Regions from separate parts of the Mus musculus genome. Here region 2 is linked to region 1. Evidence: chromatin loops called from intact Hi-C (ENCODE). Cell type or tissue: left cerebral cortex. All regions are shown on one strand.

Region 1 (8,000 bases):
CTGACTTCTCCTTCCCTTTTCTCCATTTACCGATCAGTCCCATGCATTAGGAATTAAATAACAGGATGTCACCCATGAAGGCTGATGTTAGATTGTCCCCGATACCTCCTTGCCCATAGACCTCTGCCACCAGCAGAGTGATTAGCACCTTGGTGCCATCGAGGATGGAACAGTACACTTGGGGTTGAAACATTGATCAGGGAATGCTTCAGGTTTTTAGGCTTGTTGCTGTGACAACACATCTGGCGATGTAATTTAAGGAAGGAGAGATTTATTTGGGTTCACGGTTTGAGGGTACAGTCCATCATTGTTGAGGGGGGCACGGCTGTAGAAGCTCGAGACAGTTGGTCAGAGCATCAGCATCAGGAAGCAGAGAGATATGAATCCTGCTTCTCTAGCCTCCTCCATCATGGTCCACATTTAAGGTGAGTAAAGGTGGGTCTTTTCTAATCGATTAACCTAGCTTAATTAGTCCCTCCAGGCCCACATGAAGAATTCTGACAGAAGTGACTCTGTCAGGTTGACAGCACTGATCATTAAAGGAAATTTCTGCAGGTGGGTGGAGCCTTGAGGGAAAGTGGTTGTCAGGTGGGCAGAAGGATACCTTGGGGCTCAGCTTCTGTCCTTTAGTGCAAGGCAACAGGGTCCTCTTTCCTAAGACTGGGATGTACCTGCATGGTAGCCTGGCTCCCATACCTATGGTCAGACAAGAAGAAAGATGAGAAAAACCTGACTTATTTGTGTAGCTCACCAGGGAGTTTCTGCCAGCAAATTGATGGGACTCCCCGCCACCCCAATACCTTTTTTTTCTAGTTCAAGAATTCACATCCTTAAAAAAGGGAACCATACATAATGAGATATTTCGTTACTGGTTTTTCCTTACCACTAATACTTCTCTGTAGTATTGCTTGTGTCAGTTGGATTTTTCTATGTTTATGTCACAGCCCTAGTTTATATGTAGAGTGGCTAAGAGACAGGTGGAGGAAGACAGACTGCTGAGATCGCTGGGGTTTGAATCCCACACTTCTGTCTGTCAAAAACGTGAGCAAGTGAACAAACCTCGTTTTCTCCCTCGGGGCATGGTAAACAGAAGCACCTCACAGGGCTATGCGAGCAACTATACACACATGACACAAATGATTTTGAAATAGTATTATTTAATCAACCTTATGTTTAGCTTATTTTCAGGTTTCCCCACTCACACAAATACACTGCAATTAAGTTGCTCACTGTATGTACCCTTAATTTCTTCCAAAGGAAACATTTGTGGGCATGGAGTAGAATCTTATCCTGAGTAAGTTGTACACGAAGAGCCTCCATATGTACAAAGCGCAGTGTATAGGAAGGAGCACAGTTCACTTTCTTAAGACATGGAAGGTGTGTGTGTGTGTGTGTGTGTGTGTGTGTGTGTGTCTTGGGGATGGGGGGGCATGTGCCCACGTCCAATACTGTGTGGCAGGCCTGGCACAGGGAAAAGACAACACTTGTAGCCAGGGTCAAAGCTCTCAGGGAGAGAAGCAGGTGGCTACCCCCCCCCAAACCTCCCCCCACAACCCTGCATCCCAATTCTAAATGGTCTTTGGTGGGTGGAGAATTTGTTACCTTGCAAAAGAACACCCAGGGCTGGCTTCCAAAGTTAGAAAGTGAGACATGGGCGTGCTTTGAAGACCAAATACTTAGGAAACACTTTTTTTTTTTTTTTTTGGAAAGAAAAGAACACACTAACAGCAGAAAAGAGGAGAGAAAAATGAAACGAAAGCAGCAGGGAGATAGTATTTGCCTACTTACAGGAAAGTTAGGCTGTCAATCAAACAAGGGACCCCAGCACGCCAAGGTTTGGTTCTCCATCCCAGACTATTTTGTGAAGTGTATTCTCTAGTCAGCTCTTGCAGCTCTACCCCCCCGCCCCCCGTGTCACCCTTGGCCACCCTGCTCAGCAGAGAGCAAGATAAATACAAGAAAATGAATTTGGTGTCAGGTTCTCCCTGACGAGGTCCCAGTTGGGTGTCCCTGGCCAGGGAGCACTTGTGTCAGTCTCTCCCATCTATAAAATAGAGACAATAATTCCTACCTTATGATGTAGCAGCGTGGAGCCAGTGAGGCAACGCCTGTAGAGTATTGCTCCATGGTTGGCACAGAGTTATGTGACAATATGAGCCATCACTCTTCTTGTGCCACAGGGTGCAATGGGACTGCAGACCAATTTTATTATTGGCTTATACAATCAGTCACACTTGCCCTTGAGATACAATCCAACAAGCTCCCCAAATGGGACTGTGTAATTTCTAATTTTCTTTCTCACACTGGAGGTTGCAAGTTGAGTAATCACAGACCAGGATGGCAAAGACACACCCCTTAGAGCAGCAACAAACAATTAGATCACCATTAAGTTTAATTTAGGGAAAATGAGGAGTTGGTAAGGTTTTGGGTCTCAAGCAGTGACCAGGGAGGCATCTTGAGATGATGCAGCGAATGGTACTTCTGGGGACATTCCTTCATTCCTTCATTCACTCACTCAGCATGAATGTATTAGGTACCCACTACCTACCAGATGTTGCTCCAAGAAACGCAGTGAGAAAACAGTACTAGGAGTCTTTGCTGGGGGTAGGCAGGTCGCAGTGTTTACTCAGGGTAAGACTAAGAACAGGGGAAAGAGGTTTGTGTGTGCAGGGTGTGAGTGCAGGCGAGGGGATCATTTCTGGAGGAACAGCGAGGAGGAACAGCAGTTGGAAAGTGTGTGATGGACGTCGTCCCTAGCTGTTCCTGCAGTCCTTGTAGGATACTGTCACTGTCACTAAAATGACAGAGGCCACTGGAGGGTCTGGGTTAGACGCACCCTTTGAAGTGGATTGTTCCAACCGAACGAACCCGAGGAGAGGAGGGTAAATAGAGAACCAGCTACTGCAGAGCGCCAGAGGTAGAACTTTGGCTCAGCCATGGAAGGTGGCAGCAGAGAAAGCCAGGGAAGGTTACACTGCCTTGTTCTGTCTGAGGTGAATTCCGAGATATACTGATGTGAAGCGGTGGAGGAGATCAAGTCAAGGTGTCTCCAGGGTTCTTCAGCTGAGTTGGGGGAAGGCTGTGTGAGAAGCAGGCCTGGACATATAAGGTTTGATTCTCAAGTGGAGAGGGCAGGTTGGCTGGCCTATGGGTGAGAAGGAAGGTCTAAACTGGAGATTTGCAGCTGACACTTAGCCGTGCTTAAAGCCACGTAGATGATAGGGTCTTTTAGGGAACCTGGAGACAGGGCGTGAAGTCTTCTAAGGGTTGATATTTAGATCTGGTTTCCCAGTGGTAGGCCCTTCTAGAATGGGCTCACCAGCCCCATCTAGAGGGTCGTGCGTGCAGGAGGTGCCATACATATTACTGTGACAGCGAGAGTCAGGGAGAAGTGTTTCATAGCTCCCCGCCAGGGTGGCAGAATTAAGAGAAGTAGGTAAGGAGACACTGGCAGAACACGTGCTCGCCTGACCCCAAGGAGAGAGCAAACCTGGCTGTGTTAATGTTCTCAGACATCTGGGCACCACTGCTGCCTTGCCCACAAGGCTCCGCCTCTTGGGCTCTCTCTCTCCCCGCCCATCTGCCCATCCTTGCCTGTGTGTGTCACTTCTACAACCGCTCTGATTGTAATCGATCAACAGAATCACGGCTCATTTTGCTGTTTCGTCCGGTCGATGTGAAAGGGGCCGGGAGTTGGGCACATTGTAGTTCGTGTTGCCGGGATTCCCCTCCCAGGCCTTGCTAGCGTGGCGCCCCCCCCCACCCCCCCAGGGACGCGCGGTGGCCGCGGGGCCTCGGGAGGGTGGAGGTCTTGCAGCCGGGCTCTCGGAGGTGTGTCCGCTCCTGGGCTCGTTCCCCGCCGTCGCGAAGCCAGGGGGTTCTCGCGTGGCGGCGCCGCTCCACTCGGGCTCCGGTCCCCGCCGCGCGCCGCCGCCACATCTGGAAGCGTTCAGCTCGTCTGCTCCGGCGCGCCGGGCGGGCGGGCGGGCGGGCGGGCGCGGGCAGGGGCGGGCGCGGGCGCGGCGGGGCTGGAGGGAGGAGGGAGGCCGCGCCGCGCTCTCGCGCCCGGTGTCTCCCTCTCGCTGCCTCTGCAGAAACAGCTCCCTGCCAGAACGGCGCTCGGCGCGGCGCGGCCCGGAGCGGCGGCGGCAGTGGCGGCGGCGGCGGCGACGCTTCCCGCGGGCTCGCCCTCAGGTGTTCGCGGCTGCCGTCGCCGAAGATCGCGGGTCGGGGCCTCGCGGCGATCGCCCTGGGCGGGCCGGAGACGCCTCGGGCCCCCTGGCGGCTCGGGGTCCACCCGGCGCCGCGGGCCCGCCGCTTTCCCTCGCCTCGCCTTTGCGCCTCTTCTCGCTCTGCCTCTCCATTTATTATTCTTATCATTTTTATTTTCAAATGGTGTAGCCGCCAGAGGTGCGGTGCTAAATTCTTGGAAGGGGCCCGGATGTACTGAGGATGCATTACAATCTCACGAAAGGAGGCGGTAGTGGAAAGCAGCAGTTTTTGGTGTTTGGTGCAATAATGGGGATCAGGTAATCACCCGAAGGGAGCAAGAACCACTGCGGATCCACGGGTTCCTGGATTTGCGCGAGAGCCGCCGGCCTCGGAGGAGGGATCCATCCCGAGCCGCTCGCGGCTGTTGCTGCATTTCTTCCTCTTTGTGGCTTCTCCTTTCCAAGCAGTTTTTGGCCAATGGTCAATGAAAACACGAGGATGTACGTTCCAGAGGAAAACCACCAAGGTAAGCGGGACCCCAGCGCCTCGCCGGGCTCGCCCGCGCTGCCCACGGCGGGTCCCGGTGGAGCGGCCCTCGCCGCGTGCCTCGCGAGGGGCGCCAACCCCGCGCGCGGGAGCCCGCGGGAGCCGGCCGAGCCGCCGTGCGAGCCGGAGCGGAAAATTCCCGCCCCTCCCCCTCCGCGGCCGGGCTTCTTCGGAGCATGTGGTTCCCATGAAATCCCGAGCGAGGGGGAAAGTTCCCCAAGTGTCGGCGCTGCCTGCATTTCTCGCCTTTGCCTCGAAAGCCGGCCGGCCAGTCTGGCCACGGCGAGCCGAGGAGCCGCTGCTTCGGGGTCCCTTGCTTTGCTGGGGCGCGGCAGGGAACGCGCGCTCTCGCGCGCACCCCTACGGAGACCAGCCCCGCGCCGGTGGCCCCCCAGGCTGCCCCACGTCCACTCTTCCCGACGCCACTTCCTCGGGCAGTGCGCTCCGGGTCGCGGGTGGGGGTGGGGGCGGGGGCTGCAGCTGTGCGTCTCAGCGCGCCTCCTCTCTCCAGGCTCTCAGGCTCTTCGGCTTCTCAACACCGCCCACCTCTCCACTGCCATTGACCCCGAGCGAGCCCACGCCGGGTGCCGGGTGTGTTACTGTTAGCACCCCAGTGTGGACTCGCACCTGAGGATGGAAAGCGGTTAGAAGCCTCAGTGATGTGTGGGCTTTGCTTTTCCATGTTTTCAGGGAATCATGAAAGGGTGTGACTAGCTCTGAGGCTCCATACTTAGTGTTCTCTAAGCATCTCCATCCTGGGCATCAAGTGTCATCAGCTCCCCTCTAATGGTGAATGGCTTTCGGGTAGCTCCCCACTTCTTGGAAACTTTCTCCCTCTCCTCCCCAGTCCCCATCGACAAGTTATTATTTTTGACATTGCTTAGTGGTTAAGGTGATCAAGCTGAAGTGTCTTGCAGTCCCAAGATGCCCTTTCTACGGGCTCTCTGCCCCGTTGCTTGACTGTTCCCTTTCTCTTTCGCCTTCAGCAGCTACCGTTGCTCTTCCACATTGTGTCTTTCCTTGCCTTGCCAGGGTACTTCTTAGTGACTCTCCAGAGCCTTGCCTTGTGGAAGTAATCTCCAGGCCTGATACTGGTACCCAGCCCCTTCTTCCTTTTACCCTTTTGTCACCATTTGGGGAAAGGGCTATTGCCTTTGCAGATTAAGGCTGCCGGGGAGCTGGCTTTACAGCTGGTCTTCTTTCATCTGGAAGCAGCTGGCTTTCTGCTTTCTGTCTTGGGTGGCAGCATTGGGATTTTGTCCTCCTTAAGAAGAAAGACTTGTCCAGGGTCATGGGTACTAGGTCTTTTTATGCCATACGGGCAGCCTGGATTACCTGCCCTTATCCTGCCTCTGTCCTCAAATCCCTTTCCTAGCTGATGGAGTTATGGTTGGTTCAGGAGGAGGAGAGATGAGACATAGAGGAAAGGGTGATATTTTTGTAGAGTGGGGGTGGGCTAGCTTTTTCAGGTTCTGCCCATGCCCTCAGTCTAAGCAAGTTGGCAGAGGAGAACCCAGCAGTATTGTCCCATCTGTCACTACCCAGGGCAAGACATCTTTGTAAAACAGGTATGCCCATAGTTGGCATGGTCTCCTAGTAGTGTAGGGTAAAGCCCTTCTTAGCTTACTTTCTTACTCTGCTTCTTTTCTCTTGCTACTTTGCTTCTCGATGGCATCCCTAAGCCCCTTGCAGGGAGCAGGCATTCAATGCAGGAGCAATAGCCCTACAGGTTCTGGAGAACGATGTAGGGGGAAGAGGAGGCAGCGGTGGCCAGGAACTCTATACCTTTCCAGCAGAGAGCCAGCAGACACTCTAGAACCTGGATGGTCCTCTCCCTCAGAGCTGCAGTGGTTACATAATTCACAGGAGCACTTTCGCCTCCATCCCTAGATGCGGTTCTTAGGTAAAAGAGCGCCAGGGTCCTTGTCCCCCTCTGCCTCCCACCTTCTTGCTCTTGATTGGCTAGGCTTCTTTTGAGGGAGGGTTGGGGAAGGTGGCAGAGGTGGGAAGGACAGACCTGGAGGAGTGTGAATATTTACAAGAAGTGGCTGGCTTAGTAACTCCGTGGCGGAGGAAACATAGTTGGGGGCTAGAGTTTCAGAAGGCAGGTCTTTGAGAAGAGGAGCCAAGGGATGACCTCAGAACAGCAACAGTGACCAATCAGAGTGGAGAACCAAATAAGTTGCCAGGTGGCTGTTTTCTTCTCTCCTGACTGGCTTGCAAGAACCGAATGCACCTCCTTCTCACCGATTTTCAGTGGTGTATGTGCACCTGTGAGCTGAGGGGCGGACTGTGGAAATCCGAGGCCAGCACCGTGAGACAGCCTAGAAGCTGAGGGAAGGAAGGGCTCTGTTCTCAGGCTTCAGGCTGGAGGTTATATTCGTGCAAGCTGTGCCTCACTTCTGTTACCCTCTCTGGTCCTATTCCAGCCTTCTACTTTTCTGGGTTGATTATCCAGTATAGGCTCCAGCTAGCAAGTGAAATTTCTTAATAGTCAACCATTTAACACAAAAACCCCAGAATGTCCCCTAACTGCCAGAGACAAGGCAGAGGGGAGGGGAAAACACAGTGTGCTTTTTCTTTAAACTATTCAGCCATAGGGGGGGGGGATGGCAATTATCATTTAAAATATGGTAATAATACAATGATCACAGCTAACTCTTTTCAAAGGGTCCGAGAGCCGCCCCTCAGCCTGTGCAGCTTATGAGAAGGCTTCTTGACATCGGCTTCTCCATCTCTGCAAGTTGCAGGGAGGAAGCTGGAGAAAGGAGGCTTTTTTTTTTCATACCAAATGCTGTTCCTGGGAATGGCTGGGTGCTTTTCCACCAACACACTGTAAGGGAATCACTGGTTATTTTCTTCCATAGAACACATGTAATGATGATTAATCCATAGAACACATGTAATGATGATTAAACGTGTGCACACCCAGAGAATTAGGGGAGCCTCTGGAAGCAGATCACATAGGACTTAATACACCTCACCCCGGGTGTTATGCAAAGGAATGTTGACTATACACTCTCCTAAAATGGTGTGTGTGTGTGTGTGTGTGTGTGTATGTGTATTAATCTCCTATTAAGTAGAGACTCATTCTGTTACAGTATATGCCACAAGAACAACAGTGCTTTGTCAACACAGTGGTAAGCCAGTACCCCTGCCCCAGCTATCTTTTAGAGTCTTGGAAAAGATTTAGTATTTGTTTAATCACCTCTTCTACTCCAAACTGCTTTTGGTGGGCTTGT
Region 2 (8,000 bases), 67 kb before region 1:
TACTCTGATTACTACCCAGACAAGCACTGTGCTAGAGCCTTCAAGTGTACAAGCACCTCTCTCTTTGGCATGAACAACTGCAGAGTCATTTTGGCCAAAGACGTGAAACAACACTACACACAACTATTACCAAGTTAGGACTCGAGAACAGCCAGGGAAAACCTGGGGGAGGTGAAGTTTCGAGGAGAGTTTGAGTTCTCTGGCTTTCCTTCCATTTCTCCAGGACAGGAGGAACTTGGGGCTCCCCAGGCTCCTGCTCATCAACATTATTACCACAATGCAGCTCTTTGCTTAACTAGTAATGAGATTATTCTAATTCAGAATTTAATGTGTGCTTTTGGAATTTACATAATTTAACTTCACCATTCTATTATCCTACTTAAGTCTCTAATATTTCATAGTTTTCGTTACCCAGATCATTTAAAACTAAACTCTATAATTCTGATGCAAGATATACTCTTTAAGAGAAAGGTATAATATTAGAGTAACATTTTTTAAAGGCACAGATTTGAAAGCATGATCTTCTCAAGTAATCTACACGATTACAACTGTCTTCTCTGTGACTTAGTACAGGGGTTTTTGAAGAGTGGTGTCCAGATGAGAAGCAGCAGGGTCACCTGGGAGCCTGTTAAGAGACCACAGCCTTAGGCCTCTGAGCCGAATTGACATAACCGGCAAGAGCTTAGGCAATACATAACACCTTAAAAGGGAATTGCAAAAGCCAAGTACTTGGCACTATGAGTTACACTGATGGGAAACTAAGGCAGGCAAGACACTTCTGTGCATGCACAGCGGGCCCCATGGCTACAAGACCAAAAGCAGTTTCCTGCTCTGCAGTATTTGACCCGGGCCTGTTCTCATGGAAATGCAACTCAGACCTTTCATAGTGTCAGCACACATAGGCTGATTGATTCTGACTGGTATTTCCCCCTTGCAACAAAAATTCTCTTTACTTTAAAAACAAAAATTTTAATGACTTTAGTTTAGAATAATCCAAAATCAGAATTTTAACTATAACTCACAAAAACAATTCTTAAACTTGAGTCTTATTTGGAGTTACGCATGGGATGGAATTATGGCTCAGTAATTACAATATGGGCCTGGAGTGAGGCTCCTGCCAGATCACACTGGGATAATTCATTTACTGTTGTCTCATCTTCTCCATTAAAAGGGTAACTGGCTTACACAACTCAAATCTTTTAATAATTAGAAAAAAAAGCCGTATTTTAAGAGCTCTTGCTTGGCTAACAGCAGCTCTGGAAATGTATTTTGTTGCTAGATCTGCACCTCAGACTGACTTTCAAAGGCAGCCAAATTTCTTTTCTTTTTTTGTCCTTTCAGTACAAATTAGTGGATTTAAGGTATAGCAATTAGTCTCCTCAGATCCTTTAAGTAAGGCAGACTTAAATTTGTTAAGTTCAGCTCTGGAGTGTTCTGAAAATAAAGGTAACACACACACACATACACACACACATATATACACACAGAATTGTTTGCTATTCAAAATAATGAAGCGCATAAATAATGCTGTTTCATAAATTATGGGAAGTAAATACATTGACACATCTGGGACAACTGAAATCAATCTCAACTTTACTGAATATTCTAAGTTAAAATAATCAAAAGTGGGCCCACTTCATCTTTCTGAAGCCGTCTCTCTCCGTCATGTATGCAGCAGCAAAGCCATCATACTGTAACTGATTCACAGAAAATTCAGGATTGTGACCTGAAAATAAGGGGCACTTGTGGTTCTAAGACACGCCTCCAGCTTCGCATTGTGCATATTTTAGACTAACTATATAATGCCTGCTCACTGCACGGCATTTGGCGACACCTCTGCTTCTACTCTGCAGATGCCACCAACACCTTCATCCTCAAAGTTTCCTGATATTGCCAATCGTCACCGGGGTGTGTGTGTGTGTGGAGGGGGGTGCGGGGAATCAAATCCAGCTGAGAACAAATGGTCTGACCAGCTGTAGACTTCATCGACACATTGGGTATTTTGGGGAAGGATTCGTTCCTGGCAGAGAGGAGTAAATTTAGTTCTAAAATTCCTATTCTAGTCATGGCAGAACTATCTTAATCCTTTGTGTGAGTATACGTGTGTTCTGGGGATTAAACTAGGGCTGTGCACACACTGAGCACAGGCTCCACATGCTAATCACATGAGGCTCCACATGCTAATCACATGCTCTACCACTTCACTGATCCCCGGTCCCTTGACCCTCACTCTCTGTGCATTCCTCCTTCTTCCTCTCAACACCCGACGTCGACTTCCAATGTGATAAGGACTCCCTGCCTGTACCTCACCCGTCTTCGTGCCAATCCCTTCCCTTTCATTTTTAAGGATATTTTTATACTTATTAGGTTTACACTGGAAAGGCTTTCATCCGGAGACCTGAGTGATACAGCACGGGGAAACAGCAGTGATGACTTGATTGCCCCCAGAGACTGCTCTATTGTTGAACTAAGTCTCTCTCCTTTGCCAGGCAACCACAGCCTAGGAGATCAGGGCTTTGAAAAGAAATGACCTTTTACTGAGTGAATTATATCCTGTCTGAAGAAAACAAGTCGAGGAAGCAGGAAAACAAAACTCCTGTAAATAATGCAATGTGACACTGGCCTTCACTGGGCGTTTGGTCCACCTCTGTAGGGATTTAAAACGGTTTCTGCCACACAGGACTGTGAAGAGGCGTTAGGAAAACTGCTACCGAGGGGTGGGAATGGTGCACTGTACATTTCAACGGCTTCTGATCTTCTAGCCTGAGCCTCCTGCCGAGTCAACTTACCCCACTAACTCTTACTGGGTCCTACTCCATGTATACTAACTGAATTACCTCCATAATATTAGGTGTGGATTGGCAGGCAGAGGCCAGTCCAGGCAGAGGGCATGCAACTAATAGGTTGCAACCCCTTTGGCATACGTCTATCTCCAAACATAATTGCATTACAATAAGAAGAGTAGCAAAATTACAGTTAAGAAGTAGCAACGAAAATAATTTTATGTTAGGGGTCACCACAACAGGAGGAACTGTATTAAAGAGTCCCAGCATTTGGAAGGCTGAGAAACATTGACCTAGAGAAGTGAAGCACGTTTATGTACAGTATCTTCACATAAATAGAGAAACATTTCAGTGGGGAAACTCCCTTTACTTATATAGGCCCATAGTGTAATTTCCTCTGGTGTCCAAGAAAGACAGCCTCAATTAATCAAACTAGGGATATTCAGAACAATGGATCTCTGCAGATTTCCCCTTCAGGTTTGGCTCTTAGGAGAACAGACATGAATTCTTTGCCTCACTTCAGTTAAGAACTCGGACAAAACTATCGGAAAAGATTCCCGGCCCTGTTTCAGGGGTGTTGGGGATGAAGCAGGTGCCTGCCCCAAGCTCCACGTCCAAGAACTTTCTTCATTCTTTTGTGTGCATGGTTTTTGGGTCGTTCTTATTACAGCCTACTTAATCATAAATCTGCTCAAAAATGAAAGTTTTCTTTGCATAAATCTTGATGTTTGTTTCAGTCTTGGCGAACACACCGGGGGAAAAAAATTGAAAATTTGCAAGGTGTTTTCCATACACCCAATGAACCTTATTAAAAGCATTGGTTATATACTGATGAATATTTGGACAAAAGTCACAAAAGAGGAGGAAATGACACTTTTATATATTCAAAGGGATGGTTTATAAATGATAAGAACCAATGCCTAGGCCAGAACTAATTGGTCTCCCGTTGCAATTCCAGTCTAGTTGTGTGGAAAACTAAACTTCATCCAGTTACTGTAGGCTGGGACTCGGTCTTGTTGGAAATGGACTGAAATGGTTAGGTTACCAACCCTGGCCTCCTACATCCAAGTCTGGGGTGTCCCACCCATGTCCATTTCCTCTTTATTCTCCCACGCTTGCTCTTAGGTGGGTGCCTGCCCTGCATTTCGCACTCCGGCTGCTCCTCCTCCGCGAGGCTGGACTTATCTAAGTTTGGGGCTTCCGGGCTGCCCTCCGCTGCCGGAGAGCTTCTGTCTTCTGATCTCAAAGCCCGTGGCCCGCACTCAGCGGAGCCGGCCACACCTTCTGTGTCCCTCGTCCCCCACCTGCTGGTGGACCCGCGGGTCGCCCTCCACCAGGACCGGCCCCCGCCCGCCTAGCCGTGCCCAGCATCTCCCGCCCTGTCCGCGCCCCGCCTTCCGCACGGCCGCGGCGTCCGCACGCACCCACTCGTTGGCCCGATGGCCGAAAGTGTACAGAGCCACCTGGCTGGCCACGTCCACGATGCGACTGATGTAGGGGTCGTGGCGCCGCAGGGCTGCCAGGCTGATATCGTGTCCCTTCCCAGGCAGGCCACCTGCCGCCGCGGCCGCCATCTTCCCACCCACCCTCCTGCCCAGCCTTCAGGAAGCCCCCTCAATCGACCGCCGAGCGAGCGAGCGAGCGCGGCGGGGCGACCTTCCGGCATTTGGGGACCCGGGCTAGGCTTCGCTAATCGATGGCCGGGTCCTCTCGCGGAGGATCGTCGCCTTGGCAACAGGAAGCTCAGCCCTGCTCAAGGAAGCCCGTTTTATCTATTTCTTTCTTCAGGAGCCTCTGAGCTGTGCCCATTTCCTTCTTGAATACGGCCCACGCCTTTGCAGAGCTCTTCTTTGGCTCTTCGATGACCAATCAAACATAGTCACTCCAAAAAGAACTCTGAGAATTCTTAAATGGGGCTCCCCAATATCCGTGAGGGATTTCCTGAGTGCCTCAGAGGCCTGCAAGGTTATGATTGTCCATGACAATTCTGAGACTTGCATGATGTGTGCAAAAGGACGACTGCACCGGTAAAGAACCAAGGGAGGCCCCAAACTGCACCACTAGCCGGTGTATTCTTGCCGCTGTGCATTATTCTCTGGAAAACTTGTCTGAGCAGCTGAAGCCAGGCGTCCCTTGGTCAAAGTACTAAATTAAAAAAAAAAAAAACAATCTTTGGGTATATTTTTTAAATTAATGTGGGGGAAAAATTAGAAAGAATGGATAACGCAGAGCTGTTGCACGCCATATTTGCCTCTAGGCAAATATGTTCTGCACTTGAGATGGGCTGAATTTGTGGTTTTATTGTAGGTTTTGCTGGGGTTGGAGGGCTTGTTTCTCGAGACAGAGTCTATGGCAGGTTTCAGTCTTTGCTCCTCCTGCCTTGGGGTCTTAAGTGCTAGGACTACTGGGGTGTGCCACCACCCAGCCCAGGGGTTTAATTTTACTTCCACAGAGCATCAGTTTAACATGAAAGAAAGATGAACAAACTTATGGCTATTCAGATAGATTCTGGACAGGCTTTTTCAAAACTAAGATTTTCCTGTTTCTTTCAAGAAATCAAGGGGTAGGTATTGTTGCTAATGATAATTTTTTAGGTTAATTTTTAAAAAAATGGGCCATGAGCTTGACTGTCTCAATACTTAAGTCTCTTCAGATGAGACCTGTGGTGCTATCAATGAGTACACTTCTAAAAGATTATACTCTAATGGGAACTGTCAACATTTGAAAGATATAGCTCCCTTAGCCCGGTCATTCAATGATTTTCAGATAATAAAATGGTGTCACAAACTCACATACAGGTAGGAGATCCATTCAAGGCGAATGTGGATCAGTGGATTTCAGTGTCCCACAAAGTATGAAAGGGTGATAGGACTTCAAGAAACTGCACTTTGTCAAATTTTGATATATCATCAAAGGATATTTATAGTTACATGAACAGATCATTAAAGTGGCATCCCTTGTACCATTACATTGTCTTTGTGAGGCTAGGACTTGTTCATTTATGTGACTTATTAAGTCAGTTTACACTTGGGATGATGAGAATCTGGTAGTTGCTCAGTGCATAAAGCTGAGTGCCTCACGAGTTCTAACATGGCACTGAATACCTGGGTATCTGGGCAGCTGCTGGTCCTTACTCAACAGTGGAAGCCTGGAAACACTGGTTCTCATAACAGTATCAGCATCAAACCAAGCCTGTGGCAATAGGGAAGGCCAGCAAGCAAGAGGTAAAAAAAAATCTTCCTTCTGTCACACAATCTTTTTATCCGGGCTGCACTTAGAAGGCACTGTCCACACTTGGAGTAGATCTTTGCACATTAACCAATGAATCAAGGCCATCAGGACAATTTCTCAGGTGAGGTTCCCTGCTCATGTGATTGTAATTTGTGACAAGTTGACATTAAAACCAACCATCACAGATATTATTTGTTATAAATAAATACATAAACAGTTGGATAGCAGGGAACACACACACACACACACACACACTTTTTATTTAAAAATATTGACTCTGACTCTAAAGTTGATTTCATGATCCACTGAAGGAATGTGACTTGCCGTTTGAGAAACAGAACAAAACCATGTTGTCTATACTTGGTCCTAATGGCTTTCTATTCCCTTCAAGTGGCCCCACAAAGCTGACTACATAGTGTTGCAGGCTAGCCCACTCACTTACTGCTGGTTCCACTGAGTTCTGTGCTTCTGGTCACATGCTTCTAAAAGTCAGATTGTCATTCAAATTCCTTCCTCGCAGAGACAATGTCTACAACCTACTCATAAGGTCCCAACAGCAAAGCAAATTTTGATTCCATCAAAACTCACCTTGGGCAGCCAGTGAGTTTATTAATTTTACTGACAGAGAGCATGGGTGGTCTTGAAGCAGTAGCACTGCAAAGCCTTTACACAGCATTGGTGATGTCAGTGTGTCCTCAGTAACCGAGATAAATCCCTTTCTTCATCCCACGCCTATATGCTCCAGACCCTTCATGAGACCCTAAGGTCATATGGCATTAGGAAAAATTACATATAAATGGCTGGACACTATAGTTGAAGGTCCCTTGACATACCATGTCCCTCCTTCCTGGAGGAGATGTCCATGGGCCCAACTGTGATGAACTCTCAGAAGTAGGCACAGTGGCTGTTTTGCTTGGAGGATAGCACTGTTCAGAACATAAACATAGTTTAATTTGCATTAAGGGTAAAGTAGAATTTTCTGGCTAATCCTTGAGCCCTGCCTTAGTGGCATGAGTATGCAGATCCTGCTGTGTGCCTTCCTCATTTTCAGTGGGTCATTGCTTGCTTTCTCCTTAGTTTCCCCCCTTGTCCCCACAGGCCACTTTTCTCTTAATTTTTCAGGTCTGTCCATGTTGAAAGAGAGATGAATAAATCCCACTTTCCAAAGGACAGGCTATTTTGAGCCCACTGGAGAAGCCAGGCAAGGCAGGAGCCATTATGGTATCAGAAATACTCATAAACACACCCAGGCCTTATCACCCTAGTGACCAATTCAGCCCCAGTCACAGGGTGCTTATAGAGTGCACAGCATGAACTCTGTTCATGCCTTCTCCATGACTTTTTCAGCACCTTGCCTTTCCCAGGCCTGACCTCACATACAAGGAGTAAAAGAGCATCCTGCCACCTGCTTAGAGATTCACAGGTAAGTCTTAGTGAAGGATTTATCTACCGTCTTTGTCTGGTCTTAAGGAAGGAAATGCCCACCTCTGTTCAACCTTGCCTTGCTTGGCAGTTTTCACCCAAGTCCCTTGCACACTGTCATCTGTGTTCCTCGCCTTCTCCTTGAATGACATTTTCCCAGAGAGCTCACTCACTGCCTTTCTCTGTGGAGCTCTTTCTGCCTTTGAGACCTTCATGTACTCCATTGTCATTTTTCTTGTGGCACTTAACTTAGTAGGCCCCGAGTTAGAGCTATTAATGTATTTATATGACATATATAATTATAATTCTAAAAAGGATAAAAATAAGAATTATCATGATAAAAGGGGATTTTTACAGAGAGCCTAAAAACAGGTTTTGCATTCGCACAGACCTAGCTTAGAGTTTCTTTGCAAATAAGTACAGACTTCATACAATAACATTTTTATTTCATGTGTGTTTGGTTTTCATGCCCTTTGTTGTCTCTGGACCCCGTGGTCCAGTGCCTGTGGATTATGGAAATTTAGAAAATGCTAATTCTATTGAACAAAACCTGAACTGGTTGAC

The links. Peaks named below come from ENCODE experiments on the same cell type or tissue, not always from the same donor. Only the 100,000 strongest peaks of a DNase experiment are listed, where the experiment ranks them.
Region 2: it touches region 1 in a loop (6-fold over the local background); 5 of 42 quality-filtered maps call a loop at or near these places.

What each region holds. Positions count from the first base shown.
Region 1 is chr6:119,104,665-119,112,664 of GRCm38, reverse strand. Cacna1c (calcium channel, voltage-dependent, L type, alpha 1C subunit) reads left to right here and starts at 4,170. Exons shown (of 47, transcript NM_001159534.2): 1 at 4,170-4,738. The coding sequence starts at 4,690. In left cerebral cortex, CTCF peaks have their summits at 3,332 and 4,337; DNase peaks (open chromatin) are centred at 5,451, 6,276, 6,704, 7,608 and 5 more places; H3K4me3 peaks cover 4,401 bases; H3K27ac peaks cover 3,641 bases.
Region 2 is chr6:119,171,650-119,179,649 of GRCm38, reverse strand. It overlaps Dcp1b (decapping mRNA 1B), which reads right to left and starts at 4,397. Exons shown (of 9, transcript NM_001033379.3): 1 at 4,208-4,397. The coding sequence starts at 4,357. It also overlaps a transcript of Cacna1c not described here. In left cerebral cortex, a CTCF peak has its summit at 4,092; DNase peaks (open chromatin) are centred at 2,019, 4,149 and 4,466; H3K4me3 peaks cover 1,604 bases; H3K27ac peaks cover 1,297 bases.